Linked DNA regions of Homo sapiens: all the other regions are linked to region 1. The links are chromatin contacts, found by Hi-C or POLR2A ChIA-PET in ENCODE. All regions are on one chromosome and are shown on one strand. The core of a region is the stretch at or near the end of the contact, and the rest is flanking DNA. Distances in the headings are between cores, read along the strand shown.

What was found. Hi-C counts contacts between places; a loop is a spot of excess contacts on that map. ChIA-PET counts read pairs that join two places held with the same protein, here RNA polymerase II (POLR2A). Pooled maps may share reads with other maps.
Region 2: a loop to region 1 is called in a map with no recorded cell type, with 5 times the contacts of the local background. The contact joins two enhancer-like sites. A Hi-C loop is called at or near these places in 6 of 37 single-sample maps with no recorded cell type and 7 of 50 pooled maps. POLR2A ChIA-PET finds 5 or more read pairs at or near these places in 1 of 52 experiments (activated naive CD4-positive, alpha-beta T cell).
Region 3: a pooled map shows a loop between it and region 1 (5-fold over the local background). The contact joins two enhancer-like sites. A Hi-C loop is called at or near these places in 3 of 37 single-sample maps with no recorded cell type and 3 of 50 pooled maps. POLR2A ChIA-PET finds 5 or more read pairs at or near these places in 1 of 52 experiments (OCI-LY7).

Annotation. Positions count from the first base shown.
Region 1 is chr10:80,185,011-80,189,990 of GRCh38, forward strand. The region is part of intron 1 of ANXA11 (annexin A11); the gene reads right to left. Among named protein-coding and RNA genes, the nearest start is that of ANXA11, 18 kb to the right of the region's middle. RefSeq lists enhancers at 1,134-1,634, 3,275-3,374. Within about 2 kb of position 2,946, at least 26 of the 41 ENCODE cell types and tissues checked have a DNase peak (open chromatin) inside an H3K27ac peak, as active enhancers do; they include OCI-LY7, where a contact is called at or near this core.
Region 2 is chr10:79,245,929-79,250,908 of GRCh38, forward strand. The region is part of intron 7 of ZMIZ1 (zinc finger MIZ-type containing 1); the gene reads left to right. Among named protein-coding and RNA genes, the nearest start is that of PPIF, 99 kb to the right of the region's middle. RefSeq lists enhancers at 1-68, 289-458, 2,126-3,040, 3,041-3,954, 3,204-3,253 and 3 more, a silencer at 1,364-1,433 and a cis regulatory region at 2,419-2,919. Within about 2 kb of position 2,648, at least 28 of the 41 ENCODE cell types and tissues checked have a DNase peak (open chromatin) inside an H3K27ac peak, as active enhancers do.
Region 3 is chr10:79,284,420-79,289,399 of GRCh38, forward strand. The region is part of intron 8 of ZMIZ1 (zinc finger MIZ-type containing 1); the gene reads left to right. Among named protein-coding and RNA genes, the nearest start is that of PPIF, 61 kb to the right of the region's middle. RefSeq lists enhancers at 579-698, 1,149-1,338, 1,552-2,202, 1,749-2,368, 2,203-2,853 and cis regulatory regions at 813-1,313, 1,801-2,301, 1,899-2,399, 1,915-2,415, 1,924-2,424. Within about 2 kb of position 2,037, at least 23 of the 41 ENCODE cell types and tissues checked have a DNase peak (open chromatin) inside an H3K27ac peak, as active enhancers do; they include OCI-LY7, where a contact is called at or near this core.

The DNA of each region.
Region 1 (4,980 bases), core at 1,696-4,195:
TTAAGTATCAAATAGGATGTATTTGGCCTGCAGGGCAAGGAACAGCATAATAAACACTTATAAATCCAAGGATCTCAGCAAGGACATCACACTCCCACAATATGCATTTTGGCCTTCTGTAGAGCAGAACCCACCTGGTGCATGACAGTCAACTGATGGACAGCTTGTTCATTTTCACTATAAGTCTGTTTGCTTCTGAACACCTACCATCTACTGCCCCCAGAAGTCTTGCTCAGATCTAACCGGGATGCCCAGGCCTAGCTCAGCCTCACTTAGAAGCAGATAGAGTGATGGGCAGCTCAGTGCTGCCCGGAATGTGTTCCCTGACACCAGCTTCATATCTTACAAGTTGTGAAGTTAGAAGGCACGCAGTTTAAGGAGCGAGACAGGCAGACAAGAGCAAGAGATTAGTTGCCCGAAAAGTTTAGAAAATGCTTACTACATATAGTTATGTACTATAACTACACATCCCCTTTCCAGGAAACTGCCAATTTGCAACAGCGTAATAAAAGCTCTGATAAATCCTGTAACAAAAGTGCCTGCTTAACTCTATCCTCAAATTTCCCAAACTAATTAGGCCATAATAGTAGTTACCATTTATTAAATGCTTACTATGTGCCAGGCACTGTTAAGTGCTTCACACGGAACTGAACTTTATAACAACCCTATGAGGCAAATACTAAAATTATCCTTCTCATATCAGAAATGAAGACTGAGGGACAGAGAGGCTGTGTAACTTGCTCAAGGTTATAGCTATTGAATGGCTGAGCCAGGCAGTCTGCTTCCAAAGCCCAGACTTTACCACTACACTATACTTCCTCACAGAGCCCACTGGCCCCAGGGACTAGTATTTTAAGAACAGAGCTTTAGAAACACTGGTATGATGAAATAGCATGGAATTCAGAATCAGGATACCTGGCTTCTAAGTCCGGTTTCACTGTATGAAACTTCATTACATACTTCATTAAAGGTACTTCATTAAAGTACTTCATTAAAGGCAATGGAGGATGGTGAGAAGAACACAGACTCTGAAGCCAGACTACCCAGGTTCACATCCTAGTCCTGCTCCCCACCAGCAACGCGATCTTGACAGTTTACGAGACCTTTCTGCACCTCAGTTTTCCCCATCTGTAAAATGGGGATATTAACAGTTTAATACCAAGTTTGTTCCCATTATATCATGTAACATATCATGACATCCTGTTTCTCCAAAACAAAATAAGAAAGAGAGGACCCTGGGCTATTTGATAATGCCCAGGATGAGAACTGTGGGGACTGAAGGGGGAAGGAGGGGGGTAGGAGAGAAACACGGAACTGGGGAGGGTCAGGGCAGTGTGACAGGTGGAGGATGGGAGTGGGGAGCACACTGGCATGGCTGTGTTGGATTTTCCAGCCTCCCAATAGAGAAAGCACCAACAGGAAATTGGCGCTGTTTTCTTTCCATCCCCTCCACGTGCCTGGGTGTATGGGGGCCTGCTCCACTCCAAGAGTAGAGGGGACAGCGAAGGCAAGACTGATGGTGGAGGGAGGCCACCGGGCAGGGAGATATGAAAGACCCTCGGAGAGTAAACCTGCCTGGGAGAGGGACCCGCAGAGGCAGGGCCTCAGCCTGCATGAAGCTCCAACCCTGCGGGCACCAGAGCCTGTCCTCAGAATTTTCACTGAGGTGTGGCATGGATGGGGCCATCTTCTCTCCTCCTGCCTGCCTCTCCAGACCAGGTGCTGAGAAGGGGGATGGGGGCAAGTGAGGAGGAACTCACTTTCCATACAACGCAGACCGAGAGCACACAGCGTCACACGCAGATCTCTCCGTCACGCTCCTCCATGGCAGGCTTCCCTGGAAGCCAGGCCACTCCTCTTTGTGGGCAGAGTCACCTCTGAGGCCTGCCCACACCAAACAGGCTCACATAAGAGCCAATGCTCAGTCAAATGCTGAGTCCAATTCAGAATTTCTGAGGAGTGGAAAGTGGGCAGCAGAGGAAGAAAGTGACAGAGACACAGTGCTAATATCTGGCTGCCTCGCAGGCCAGCACGTGATGGGCACTCAGGTCCTGGAGGACGCTGAGGTTCTTGCAACAGACACAGTGGCAGTGACAGAAAAAGCCCCCCACCCAAGTCCTGACTCCAAAGTGTGGCCAGGACCTGCTATAGTTTGAATACTTCTGTCTCCCCAAAATTCATTTATTGAAATCCCAACTCCCAGTGTGATGACATTTGGAGGCGGGGCCTCTGGAAGGTTATGAGGTTGGAGTCCTCATGAATGGGATTCATGGCCTTATAAAAGAGATCCCAGAGGGCCCAACCCTTTCCACCATGTGGGGACACAGGGAGAAGGTGCTATCCTATTTGTGAACCAGAAAGTGGGCCCTCACCAGACACTGAGTCTGCTGGCACCTTCATCTTCAACTTCCAGCCTCCAGAACTGTGAGCAATGTACTTCTGTTGTTTATAAGCCACCCGGTCTATGATATTTTATTACAGCAGCTTGAACGGATTTAGACGGAACCTAAGGATGCACGCGCATGTGCGCGCGTGCACACACACACACACACACACACACTCTCTCTCTCTCTCACACACTCCCAAAAAGGGAAACAGTGGGTTGTGTTTATAAGTGCAGGTGGCAGGGGCGGGGAGGAGACACAGGTCTCTGTCTTTGTTTACCCACTTCCGCAAGGGGAAGCCACCGCCAGTTACACCACCTGAGCAGAGGGAGCTTCTGCCAGGGCCCGCCTAGGAGGGACCAGCAAAACAATGGTAGTGAGCTGATGTCAATTGGGCACAAGTCCCAGGGTGGCTGAGGCTTCCCTGTCAATCCCACCCCTCTTAGCTGTCAGGTCACTCCAGTTACTGCAAAGTCCAACCCAGCTTCTCCCAGATCTCCTGGGCCCACAGGGATGTGCCACACCCCAAGTCCTGTGGTAGTTACTATCTACAAGACAACCCTTGCAGCAGCTCTGCCGGAAGGAAGCAGAAACTTCTCTAAACCCTTCCCTCATTTTGCAGTGGGAGGTAAAGGGAAGCTCTGCAGCTCCAAGACACTGGGCCTGAGCCTCACTGACATTGGCTTTCACAATGTCTACCCCTAGATTCTTGGCAGGCTTCTACCACCCCCAATTACTCTCTCTCACACACTCTAAACCAGCTCCCCCATCTTTTCACGGCCCACACTCCCCCGTCAAGGGCCCCAAACATCACAGGACAGTCACAAGGGACTTCTCAATTCTGCTGCATGAGTTTTACCGCAGCCCACACAGCTCTGATATCATCTTCTAACACTGCTGCTAGGCCACTGGGATGGTACACAGGGTTTGGAGTCCAGTGACAATGATTCCATTCTAGCTCTACCTCTTGTTAGCTGTGTGACCCTGGATATATAGATTGACCACTCTGAGCCTTTCTCCTCACCTGTGAAAAGAGGAAAAATGCATCCATCTCATTACACAGCTGTGAGAATGTAGTATTCTCACATATATATATATATATATATATATATATATAGCACTACAACAGGTATTAGCACACAGCAGGTGCTCAGTTAATTTTAACTTAGTCCCTAGGAGGCATTAGCCTGGAGCCAAGGTCTGGTTCCTAACGCAACTGCTTGCTGTGTGACCCCCCTGGGCAACTTAACCTCTCCGAACCTCCATTCTATCTGCAAAGACCTGATGTACCCCACCTACCTTGGATTACTATGAGGACTAAAAGTAAAAAGAACAGGAACGCGCTTTGTAAAGCAGGACACAGTTATCTTCACTCTGTGACCAACACGCCTAGTGGCCAAAGAAGCCAGGCTCTGACATTTCGAGAGGGAGAAAAGGGTCACAGATCCTGGGCACACACTAAACTCAGGTGTCAGGCTCCCGCCAGGGGACCAGCCCAGCCCACACAGTGAGGGGAGTGTCCAGCCAACCCTTAGGGTCCCGGGGCCTCAGGAAAATGCTGGTAAGGGGAGGGGTAGAGGGAGGGCTTTTCAGAGCCTGAAACTCAGCTACCATCAGCTTCTCTGATTAGGTCCCTCAAAGACATCCCCGGTACCTGTGAATGCGTTACTTTAGGTGGCAAAAGGGACTGTCCTGAGGTGATTAGGGTTACCCGCCATGAAATGGGGAGACTAGCCTAGATTATCCGGGTGGGCCCAATCCAGTGAGAAGCGTCCTTCAAAGCAGAGAGCCTTTGTTGCTGGGTTAAGGATGAAAAGGAAGAATAAGAAGGACAGAGTCCAAGCATGAGAGGGATTCCACCCATGGAGGAAAAGGGCCAAGTGCCACGGAACTCAAATGGCCTCTAAAGCTGGAAAGGGCAAGGAAGCATTCACCTCTAGGGCCACCAGACAAAGACACAACCCTGCCAACACCTTCATTTTAGCACCATGAGATCCAAAAGACCCTGAGATAAAACTGTAAAGATAAAAAAACCATGTGGTAAAATAGTGCAGCCACTATGGAAAACAGTATGGAGATTCCTCAAAAAATTAAACATAGAACTACCATACGATCCAGCAATCTCACTCCTGGGCATACAGGCCGAGTACCTCTCATTCAAAATGTGTGGGATCAGCAATGTTTCAGACATTGTGGTCTTCAGACCAGATGACTTCAGATTTTGGAATACTGGCATCATACTTACCATTGTGTATCCAAAATCCAAAAATCCAAAATCCAAAATGCTTCAATGAGCACTTCCTTTGAGCGTCATGTTGGAGCTCACAAAGTTTCGGACTTTGGAACATTTCAGATTTGGGATACTCAACCTATATACCTAAAGGAAATGAAAGCAGGGACTCCAACAGACATTTGTATACCCATGTTCATAGCAGCCTCATTCACAGTAGTCAAAAGGTGGAAACAACTCAAGTGCCCATTGATGGATGAATGGATAAACAAAACAAGATCTCCACATAAAAAGAGAATATCATTCAGCCTCAAAACAGAAGAAAACTGACATATGCTACAATGTGGATAAATCTTCAACACATTA
Region 2 (4,980 bases), core at 1,398-3,897, 940 kb before region 1:
TCCATGGACGACAGACAGCGCTGTCCAGGAGGATAGACTTAAGACAGAGGTGCAGTGAGGACACTAGCTCAGAGCCCACAAGTGTAACAGTGCAGGCGAGTCTGTTAGATAAAGAGACCTCCTGTTTCTCTAGCATTTGTTTTGTGGCAGCCTGCTGCGGGGAAGGAGTAGACCAGCCAGGCATTCCCATTTAACACAGGAGAAAACTGAGGTTCACTTTTGCCCAAGGTCATCCAGCAAGAGGGTGGCATGAGTCCCAGGTCTCCAACCCCTTGGCCAGCACTCTGTCATCCAGCAGAGGTCAGCCAGGGGGCACGAGTGGGCAGCGGTCCCAGGAGCAGCCTCAGACCTCCCTGAGGGACAGTCTTGGTGCCAGTAGGCGTCAGTCCCTGTGAAGTCATCCATTGATCGGGCGGGAGCGCCAGCTCAGCCTCGGGTCCTCAGGAACAGAGAGTTCTGTGCTGGCAGAGCTGGAAGGAGCGGGCGCGAGGCTCTCTGGGCAAGGGAGGTGTTTACCTTGAGCGATGCGGCATGGGTCCCTCGGGAGAGGCTGGCTCCTCCATGGGGAAGGAACTCCTCAGTGGGGCCTGTGGCTGGGATCCTTAGCACCACCTCAGAGAGAGGGGTACAGGCCCGAACCCAGCAGGGAGAAGGATTTCGGGACCTTTGACTGGTACAGAGTGCACCTCACCCTTGCTCTTGCCCCGCCACACCGTGTCACAGAGCATCTGCTGGGCCTCCCTCGCCCTCCTTCCCCAAGCCTCGGCTGCAGGAGGAAACTCTCCCAGGGCCTGGCAGAGCAGCAGCTGCCTCACGAGGGAGCCTGCAAAGGGAAAAACAAGGCCTCCACCCTCGAAGCACTTCCAGCTTCCCAGGGAGCTCCCTGGCCAGACACCACAGGCAGGGAAGGAAGGCCAGCCCACTGGCCGGAGGGCCGAAGGGACTTCCTGCCCCAAGGTCACATGGCAGGAGAGGCCATGGATGGAGCCAATGCCCTCTCCCAGCCCACTGCAAATCCCAGTCTCCCAGTGGGAACGTGTGGTTTATGATTTCATTGTGCCTGCTGCCTGGTTTCCTGCTCCAGCCCTGAGGTGAGGGTTAGCTTCCTGTGGCCTTGTCCCTGTGTCCTGAGGTGCCCACTCCCCCAGCAGCAGGCCTTGCTGCCGCCTCCAGCTCCCATGGCCCTGACCTGACTGAAGTGGGAGGTCTGAAAATGCGGTGGCTTTCTGCAGGGACCCCCGCACACCAGAAAGAGGGTTCTTCAAGGCCCATCAGGGCAGCTTGAGGGATGCGAGGACCTTTGGCGACACTCTCAGGTTTCCAGTCCTCTAGAGGGAGAAAATGGTCAGGGGCGGGGCACTGATGAGGCCTTTCCGGGGAGCCCTTCCAGGACCCATAGTGAGTCCCTCGGGGAAGCTCACAGTGTCCTTGTTCCCCAGGATCTGATGGGCTGTGTGCCTTTCCAAACTGATGCACAGAGCTGGGAGCTACCCCCATCACCCAGAGTACTGGGCGTGAGGACCCCTGGGTGGGCCAAGCAGGCAGTCTGCTGTCCCCCTGCCTGGCCAGGCTCAGGAAGTATGACCCTTTTCCTCCCTCTCAGTAGCCCCAGCCATGGCCCTGACTTCTCCTTAGAGCCACCCTGGGGCTTCTCTAAGCCGCAGAGACCCTGCTGGGTTCCCCAACTGCTCCCACCCCCCGTAGGGTGAGGCCAGGCCTTAGAAGTGCCTGGCCTGGGGCAGTGGTGCTGCTTTGTGTGTACTGGGTGAATGGAGAACAGGGGATTTAGCCAGGACACTCACATTTTCTGAGACTGAGGCTCCCAAACCACCCTGGAGAGTTGTTGGGTCTGAGGGGAGGCCCGGCCCCTGTGATTTGGCTTGTAAAGCTCCCCAGATAATTCTGATGCTATTGGTAGAATCATGGCTCCCAACACTAGCCCTGAAGTGATTGTATCTGTAGTCTGGTGCCAAATTAGTGTGTGACCTTTGGCAAGTCACTTCCCCTCTGGGGGCCTGAGTGTCTCATCTCTGCCTCATCTTTATCTCATCTCTAAAAGGTAGACTCCACTCCAGGGCCTCAATACCAGCCCTGTGCCAGAGAGGTGGGGAGAGAGGAAAGTGAGAAAGAAGCTTGGGCCATGTCTTTGGGTGCCACCACCCGCATCTGGGTGTGCAGTGGGAAATATTAGGGTGCAGCACGGCAAGAGAGAATTAGATGAACAGAGGCCTATGCTCTACACCCCAAGAGCTATAGAAGGAAGAGGGGAAAATGGTGACTTTCAGGCTGGAGCGGCCTGAAACACTTCCCAGGTGAAACTTGATTTTGGAAATGGGCAGGATGAGAAAGGACTGTTGGGTGGGAGGACTAGTAGCTGCGAAGGCTTGGAAACCAGGAGAGGTATGGCGCTTGATGAGAAAGGAGGATGTCCCTCCAGATGGCAGGGGGGAGGTTAGCAGGAGCTCGAGGAGAGGTTGAGTGAGGCTGCTGCAACACCTTCAGGGCAGTGGGGAGCCATCAAAGGCTTTGGAGCCTCAGAGGCACTGGGACTCCTCCTGCTTCTAGGAGCAGGGCTGCTGCTGAGTAGCAGGCAGGAATCGGGCATAGAAGTTGGGAGTAGTGCGAGGTCGGCGTCCTGCTGTGGGAATGTCCCTGCCCCTGCTGACGCAATGGAAAGCCTCGTCTTGTTTCAGGGTTCCTGTTTTGTGGTTGCCCATGGTGGGGGGCGAGGGCAGCCAGCTCTGCCTTCTGAGGAGCTCCGGGAACTGGATGGAGCTTGTCCAGACCTCCCCACAACAGTCCTCTGCTCTCCTGGAAAAGAGAGGCAGTCCTGTTTGTGGAGTCTCTCCCTAGTCCCTCGGGGGATTCTAGCCAGGCCCAGGAGGCTTTAAATCAATGTGTGCATTTCCCTGGGGCTGGGACTGGAGTGGATGGGTGCCAGCGGGTAGTCTCTGGGCTTGCAGAGTTGGTCTCCCACCCTCCCAGGGCTCCAGTGTTGAATCCCTGCTCCCTGGGTCAGAGCCTGAGGCACTAGTGATTTACCAGCTCCCTGTCTGCCTCCCAAGAGCTTATGATCTGATGGGCAGCTTCACTGTGCGCAGAAGATTTAGCAAGGTCTGGTTCAACCCCTGTGTGTGGGAGGCCAGGACTGTGAAAAAATGGGGGGCATGTTTCAGAGAGGAAGGAAAAAGGAAGCCCAAGGAGCCCTTTTTCCTGCCTCTCACTTCTGCTGCTTCCAGGCCCAGCTCTAATGCCATGGCATGGCCCAGGAAGCTTTCCCTGGATCCCCACACCCAGCGTCCGGGGCCACTGTCTCCTTGCGGTCCTTAGCTCCTGTGCACATCCAGGATCCAGCGCTGTACATCAGTAGCTTCCTGTCATCCCTTGCCCACCTGGGTGTCAGCCCACTACACTGACTTGAAGGACAGGCGGTTCGTGACTTGCATCCACGCTGGGTGCTGCGTAAATGTCTGTCAGATGGCCAGCCCGGAGCATGAGGACATGGCGGCCCTGGTCACCCAGGCAGGAATTGAAAGGCTCGAGGTCTTGGCCCAGCTCTGGCTCCCCAGCTTGTCTGTGTGATGTGAGGGGTGCCTGCCTTTCTTGAGGTCCCTGCTTGTAAGGAGCAGCGTGGGATTTACTGTGCTGTCCAGTATAGCAGCCACACATGTATTTAAATGTACATTAGTAAAATTAAATGAAGTTTTCAGTTCCTCAGTCACAGTAGTCACATTTCACGGGCTAGTGGCTACCAGATTGGACAGTGCAGTGGTGGAATGTTCCCATCATGGTAGAAAGATCTGTTGGCAGTGCTGTGCCTGAAGTGGTCACTCTGTGGCCCGCGGGCCTACCCTGTTGGCAGCTCTGGTGACTGCTCCTCTCCCTTTCCCCCCAATGCACGAGGGACCTCCCTGCCCAACTACCCGGGGCTCTTAAAATGGGGCCACCCGGTGTCCTTCCCAAGCCAGTGTCAGACAGTAATTATGAAACCCACATCTGTCATTTACCAGGTGACTTTGAGTAAGTCACCAAGGTTCTCTGAGCCTCTGTTTCCTGATCAGTGCAGTAGAGCTACTTGTCCCTGCCTGGCAGGGTTGCAGTGGGGAGTAAATGAGATGGGGCTAAAAGGCGCTTAGGTTGGTATCTGGCCCATAGTAACGTCTCAGTAGCTGGCAGCTTTCATCACTGTCAGGTGGATTCATCCCCTCGCAGCATGGGCTTAGTTCCAAAACTGGCTGGGCATTAGGTTCCCCTCAAGTTCCTGAGCCCGAGACTGGGTTCTCTCCACCCAGCTCCACCACCAGCCCCCTTCTGTCTGAGCCTCAGTTTTCTCATCTGTACAGTACTCCTGCCTGTCCTTGCCCTGTGTTGCAGCTGGAGACCTTGCTGTGCCCTGTGGAGGGTGGTGCCATCTGGGGGCTTATCCCTCCTTCCAGCATGGCCACTGTAACAGGAGAGCCTGAGAAGGTCAGGGGACAGAGGGGCACAAGTGTGCTTGCCACTTGTCTGTCCCAGAGAGAAGCTGCCTGGCTGTCCCTCCGGCAGCCATCAGGGAGGTCCTAGCATGTGTCAGCTCTGGAGGAAGTAAGCGTGGCCGGCACCCACGTGCCCACTTTCATTTCCCTCTTGGGGAATGAGAGGTGAGAGTCTGCACCCTGGACTTCTGAAGCCCGCCAGTGATTTGCACAAGGACTTCTTCCTTGAGGTCTACCCATAGTTTGTCAGGGTCTGTGAGCCCCTGCATTTCTGGGCAGAGGGTCTGTGAGTCGAGCCATGTTGAGGTGGCCCTTGGGGTCCAGCCATCCTAGTGAGAGTGGGCTTGCAGAATAAGGACTGTGAGTCCAGCCTTGGCTTTCAGGTGCCCAAAGGGTGCCTGGAGAACCCCTCGCTGAGAGGAAATTCTGGGAGCTGGGGAAGGGTCCCAGGAGCCAACACACGGCTTCTTGTCAAACCCTAGGTCCTGGCACCCACGGTGTCCTT
Region 3 (4,980 bases), core at 787-3,286, 900 kb before region 1:
GAGGCTTGAGAAGCACATTTTTTCTAGTTGACAGGTAGGAATGAAAACGGCTCCTCCCATTGGTAGCATATTTGAAAAATTCCTAGGCCACTTTCATTGTATCCTGAAGTAAACAGGGGTAGCTGTGTATGGCTGGTTGGAGGACTGGAGAGAAAGGTGTAAGTACAGTTGAGCAGGGTCTTTCTACCAGGTTCTGTGCTAAACTTTACTTTTTTCTCATGTTTCTTAGGAAAGTGTTAGTCCCACTTTACAGATGAGAAAGTTGAGGCTGACTGAAAGTAACATGTCCAAGGCCACAGAAAGCTTCAGTGGCAGAGCCAGGGTTTGACCCGGAAGACTGTAACTCCAGAGCCCACATAGGGAACCTCTCTCCTGCTGGGCCTCCCTCTGTCGGCTGAATATTAACCTCAAAAAGGGGTCCCTGAATCTTTGCCAACACGGCCAGTACAAGCTAAAGCAGACGATTTAGTGTATAAAGAAATTCTTTCCTGGAAGACTATTTGGGTTTTCTCTGCAGCTGGGCTTTGAGGCCCATCTTTACATTTCCCCTGTCCCTTCGTGCTAGGCGACTTCCCCAAGAACCCCCAGGAAGATGCAGCCCTTCTTGGAATTCTTGTGGCTTCTAGGTGGCCTCTGCAGTGTGCTCCCTTGCCTCGTGGCCATCTCTGGAGAGGGGAGCGTTGCCTTGCTGGATCCTAAGTTCCTAAGACAGTGGTGAGCCTGATACGGTCTGGTGACCCGGCAGCCTTGCCCTTGATTGGCTCTGCTACCTCTGTGAGCCCCAGCTTCTAAGATGGGCATCTGTTGGGCCCACTTAATGGGGCACTGAATGAGTTCTTAGGTGAAGGCCACTTCACAAAATTCCTTGCATCTAGAAGTCACTCAGTAAATCAGAACAACAGTAACAGCGGCAGCCAGCAGTTTCAGGGTGTCCAAGGTGTGCGGGACTCTGGGCCTCATACATGTTAGGCACTTACACTTAACCCTCACGGCAGCCTTCGAAGGGAGGGGCTGAATCAGCCCCATTTCATAGATGAGGTTGCTGAGGCATACAGAGAGTGAGCAGTGGTTTCATCGCTTCCCTCTGTGTCCTTCTCTCACTTTCTGGGCCCCAGTGGCCATGTGGCCACAGACACACTGTGTAGGTGGTCGGTCATCAGGCTTAACGAAATGGACATATTCATTTTCAGCATCACTCCAAGGGTGAGTGCAGAGAGGTGGTTTCTCCCTGGCACATTTTTTTGTTTAGCAAAGGTTTCCTGAGCCCTATTGGTGTGTGAAGACATCATGCTTGGCTCAGGGAGCCCAAGAAATCAGTGACAGCTCCTGAGGCAGAAGGGAGAAGGCAGAGGGTTCTCACTCTTGCCAGGAATGCGAAGAGCCAGTGGAGTTCAGTACCTTCTGCAAGGGCTTCCCGGAGGAGGTGGCCTTTGGAAGAGCCTGGAAAGGATGAATGGCATTTTCAAGGTGGGATGGAACTTGCCAGCCTGAGAAGAGGCACAGAGGCCCCTGTATTAGGGAGCAGTTGGCAAATGGAACCGTTGCTGCTGACATTGCAGATGGCTTCTGGCCTTGGTGCTTCTGTGGGTGGAGCAGGATTGTTGGGGCCGTTTTGGCTGGACAGGACTGTGGCTGGGAGCAGCTTATGGTGTGATACTGGGCAGGCCATGCTGGATTAGGGTTGTACAGAGTGGGACAGAATTATTAAAAAATGCCAAGCACCTGTGACCAGGTGAAGCAAGTCTGCAGGTTAAACTGTGCTCGTCGGAGAGAAGAAGGGCTCTCAGGCACCCTCCAGACCCTCCTCCCATCCCAGCCAGGCCATGCCTTTCTGGTAGCAGCCCAGGGGTCTGCTTGGTCCTTCATCCTTGGGAACAGGGACCAGGCATTCCCCCGGTGGTGGTATCTTGAGTCTAGGCAGTGGCGTCACATCAGCAGGGCTGCTGTGGGGGCCTGCGGGGGCGAGAGCCTTCTCTGCGACAGCAGGAGCCCGTCTCCCCCAGAATGAGATGAGTCACGGTCCTGTCGGTGCGGCTGCCACTTCTGCTTCTGCAGCAGGTGCGTGTGGAGGCAAGCTAGTCCTGAGACTGCCCCACACGCTGTGCCTGTCTCTTCCCCAGTGCACGGGCAGCATGCCAGCAGGGCCTCGCGTGTGTGCACGGATGTGTCCTCCATATGCCTGCGTGCATCTTTGCTCTGGGGCGGCAAACCTTCCAGCCAGGCAGTGGGATGGCCAGTTTGGGAACGTTGGTTAGCTTTGCTTCTCACCAAGTTTGGGGCAGAGGGGACAAAACAGGAAGGAGCTGGTTTCCGCCCACAAGGCTCACCCACGGAGCTGCAGGGCAGTTGGGAGCTTGTTCGTGGGCCTGTGTAGCGTCCTGGGCTGAGGTGATGAGGCAGCAGTTGCCCACTCCCTGGCCACAGGCAGGGCCCTGCCGGCCCCTGGGGCCTCCCATGGGGGTTCATTTCCTGAGCCTGGCCAGGCATGTTCTCAAAGGATAGGAACTTCCGTCTCAAGGCCATCAGCCTGGAGGGTTGGTGGGAACTTGTGGGGCAGAAGTTCTGGGGCGAGAAGCCACTCAGGCTTGGGTTTTGTTCAGATGTAGGGGACCCCCTCTGGTCATCCAGCACACCTAGGACATGGGCCTTGAGGACAGCAGGTGTCCAGGGGATCTCCTCTTTGTTTTGTAAAAGCGTGACCTGTAGAGCCTCCCTGTGAGACTCTGGTGTGCCAGTCTGGAACCAGGTGGTGTGCCGGGTCCCCAGTGACCTCCCTGGGAGACAGAGGCTGTTCCAGCCCAGCCTTCCTGAGGAGCAGGCTCATGGCTACTTTCCTGTGTTTCTCTGCACTGCCCACTCCCTCTGGGCTCCCAGTCTCCAATCCGCCACCTGGAGAGCAGAGTCTGTCGCTATCTGTCACCTTTGGCCCAAGCATCTGGATCTTCAACAAGCCACTACCCATCATTGTGCCTGGCCAACTGAGTGCCCTGAGTACAGCTCCTCTACTCCAAATGCGAGTCCTGCAGTTTCCCCAGAAATCACGAGCAGCGCTCAGTTGGGAAAGCCCTTTGACTGCATTCTCCTCTTTGAGCCACATCAGATTTAGGCTGCTGAACCTGTGTTCAAACCTATTTGACCAAGATCCACGATAAATACACATACGACACCTTGACCCAAGGTGCACATGTATTTGTGTATAAAACCAAGACAGAAGCTCAAGGACTAATCTTCATCTTTATTGTGTGCTCACACTCCATCACTTTCTAGTTGATGCTTTTTTCTCCCCTGCTGGTTGGATGTCATCACCTGCTCAGATTCTGTAACCCACAGTTGGAAAACACAGAGTAGAGTGGGGAGGTATCATCTGATGCCCATTTTACAGATGAGGAGATTGAGTGAGGAAACTTGCACCAGGGTCCTAAGCACAAAAGTCTCTGCCGTCACAGAGCTGTTCTAGAGGCAGACAGACAATAATCAAAAAAATATATAATTAGGACAGTGGTGGAGTGCTATGAAAAAAATTCCAGTGCCAGGGTGAGGGGGCAGGCAGTGTCGGGTAGGAGCTGCTTTTTTATACGAGGAGGGCGGGGGAGGCCCCTCCAGCGATCTCAGACAGGAAGAAAGCGAGGGGCTGGCCAGGCTGAGAAATCTAGGGCAGAGGGTATCCAGGCAGGGGAGGGGCAAGTATGAGCAGACAGTGGTGTGGTCCTGCCCTCCAGGCTGGTCGCCTCTGCAGGAGCCCGTCAGACTTGACCAGCATTGCCAAGAGCTCAGCCGGGCAAGGCACAGAGCACAAGACTTGGCTGCCCTGATCTCCGCTGCCTGCGGGTCATGCAGCCCTCCGCCTCCCTCTGGGAAGTCCTCACCTCTGGGCTGGGCTCCTTGCATCCCCAGAGGTGCCTCCTCAGCACCTCCATCCCCAGTTGCCCTGGCTGCTAGGGTTGGACTGGCCACTCAGCTAGGGTACAAGTCTGCCAGGTGTGACTGAGAACCTTTGCCATTTGCTGTCTCCTGTGACTAAGACAGACACAAGCCAGACAGAGGCATGAGGCTCTTTCCTGTTGCCCGGCCCTTCTCCCAATTTCCCTCCCCCAACACACATACGCACACACACATACACACACACACACCCTGTGCCCTGGGTAGAGGCAGTGGCACAGCTGTGGGCGCTTTGCTTTTCTGCTCTTCCTGGTTCCACATCTAGAATTTTGTGACTTGGTGAGGGGGTGGTGCCAGAGAGCCAGTGCCGGCTCTGGTGGGAGAGGCAGCTTCATCCCCAGCCTCCTGGGGGCTGGCACCCTGGCAGGTCTTCATGCCCTGCCCCTTCGCTGGGATCTGCTGGCCTCACTCTTGTGCACCCCAGCAGTCGGTAGGAAGCATCACTGGACACTCACTGTAGACCTAAGCACAAGAGGTGGGGCTGAAGGCTAACTCCTTGCTTCTGATACGTGAGAGCTCCTTGGGGAGATGTCCACAAACGTGGTGGGTACTGCTGGACCTGGTGAGGGGAGGAGGGGAAATATGGTCCGGGTTGGTAGAGAGGAGGCAGTGTTTAGGGGCAGGGGCAGCTCCACGAGAGGACAGAGCCAAAGCGGGGTGAGGGAATGGTGGGGTCCGCCAGAGGAGTAAGTCATTCTTAAGTGTGTGTTTGGACTCTGCCTTATAAATGCTGGAAGCCACCAAAGGTCTTTGATTGTGCCAGGCATCTTAGGTGTTTGAGGGAGATTAGCTTGGGGAAAATGTACATGAGAGATCGGGGTGGGGGCAGGAGAGGGTGTGCAGCAGGTAGGCCTGTACCCACATTGCTGGGGGCTGGGAAGGAAGGGTGCCGGAAGAAAGCCTGCATTCCCATGGCCCAGGCAGCCAGGCTGCTGTGAAGGGCTGGGAGGTAGAGGGAAGGGCTGACACCCTCAGACTCGGACCCTTCCAGCCTGTACTGAGAAGGGACCAAGCAGTTCCAAGGGTAAGGTGGTTTGGGGG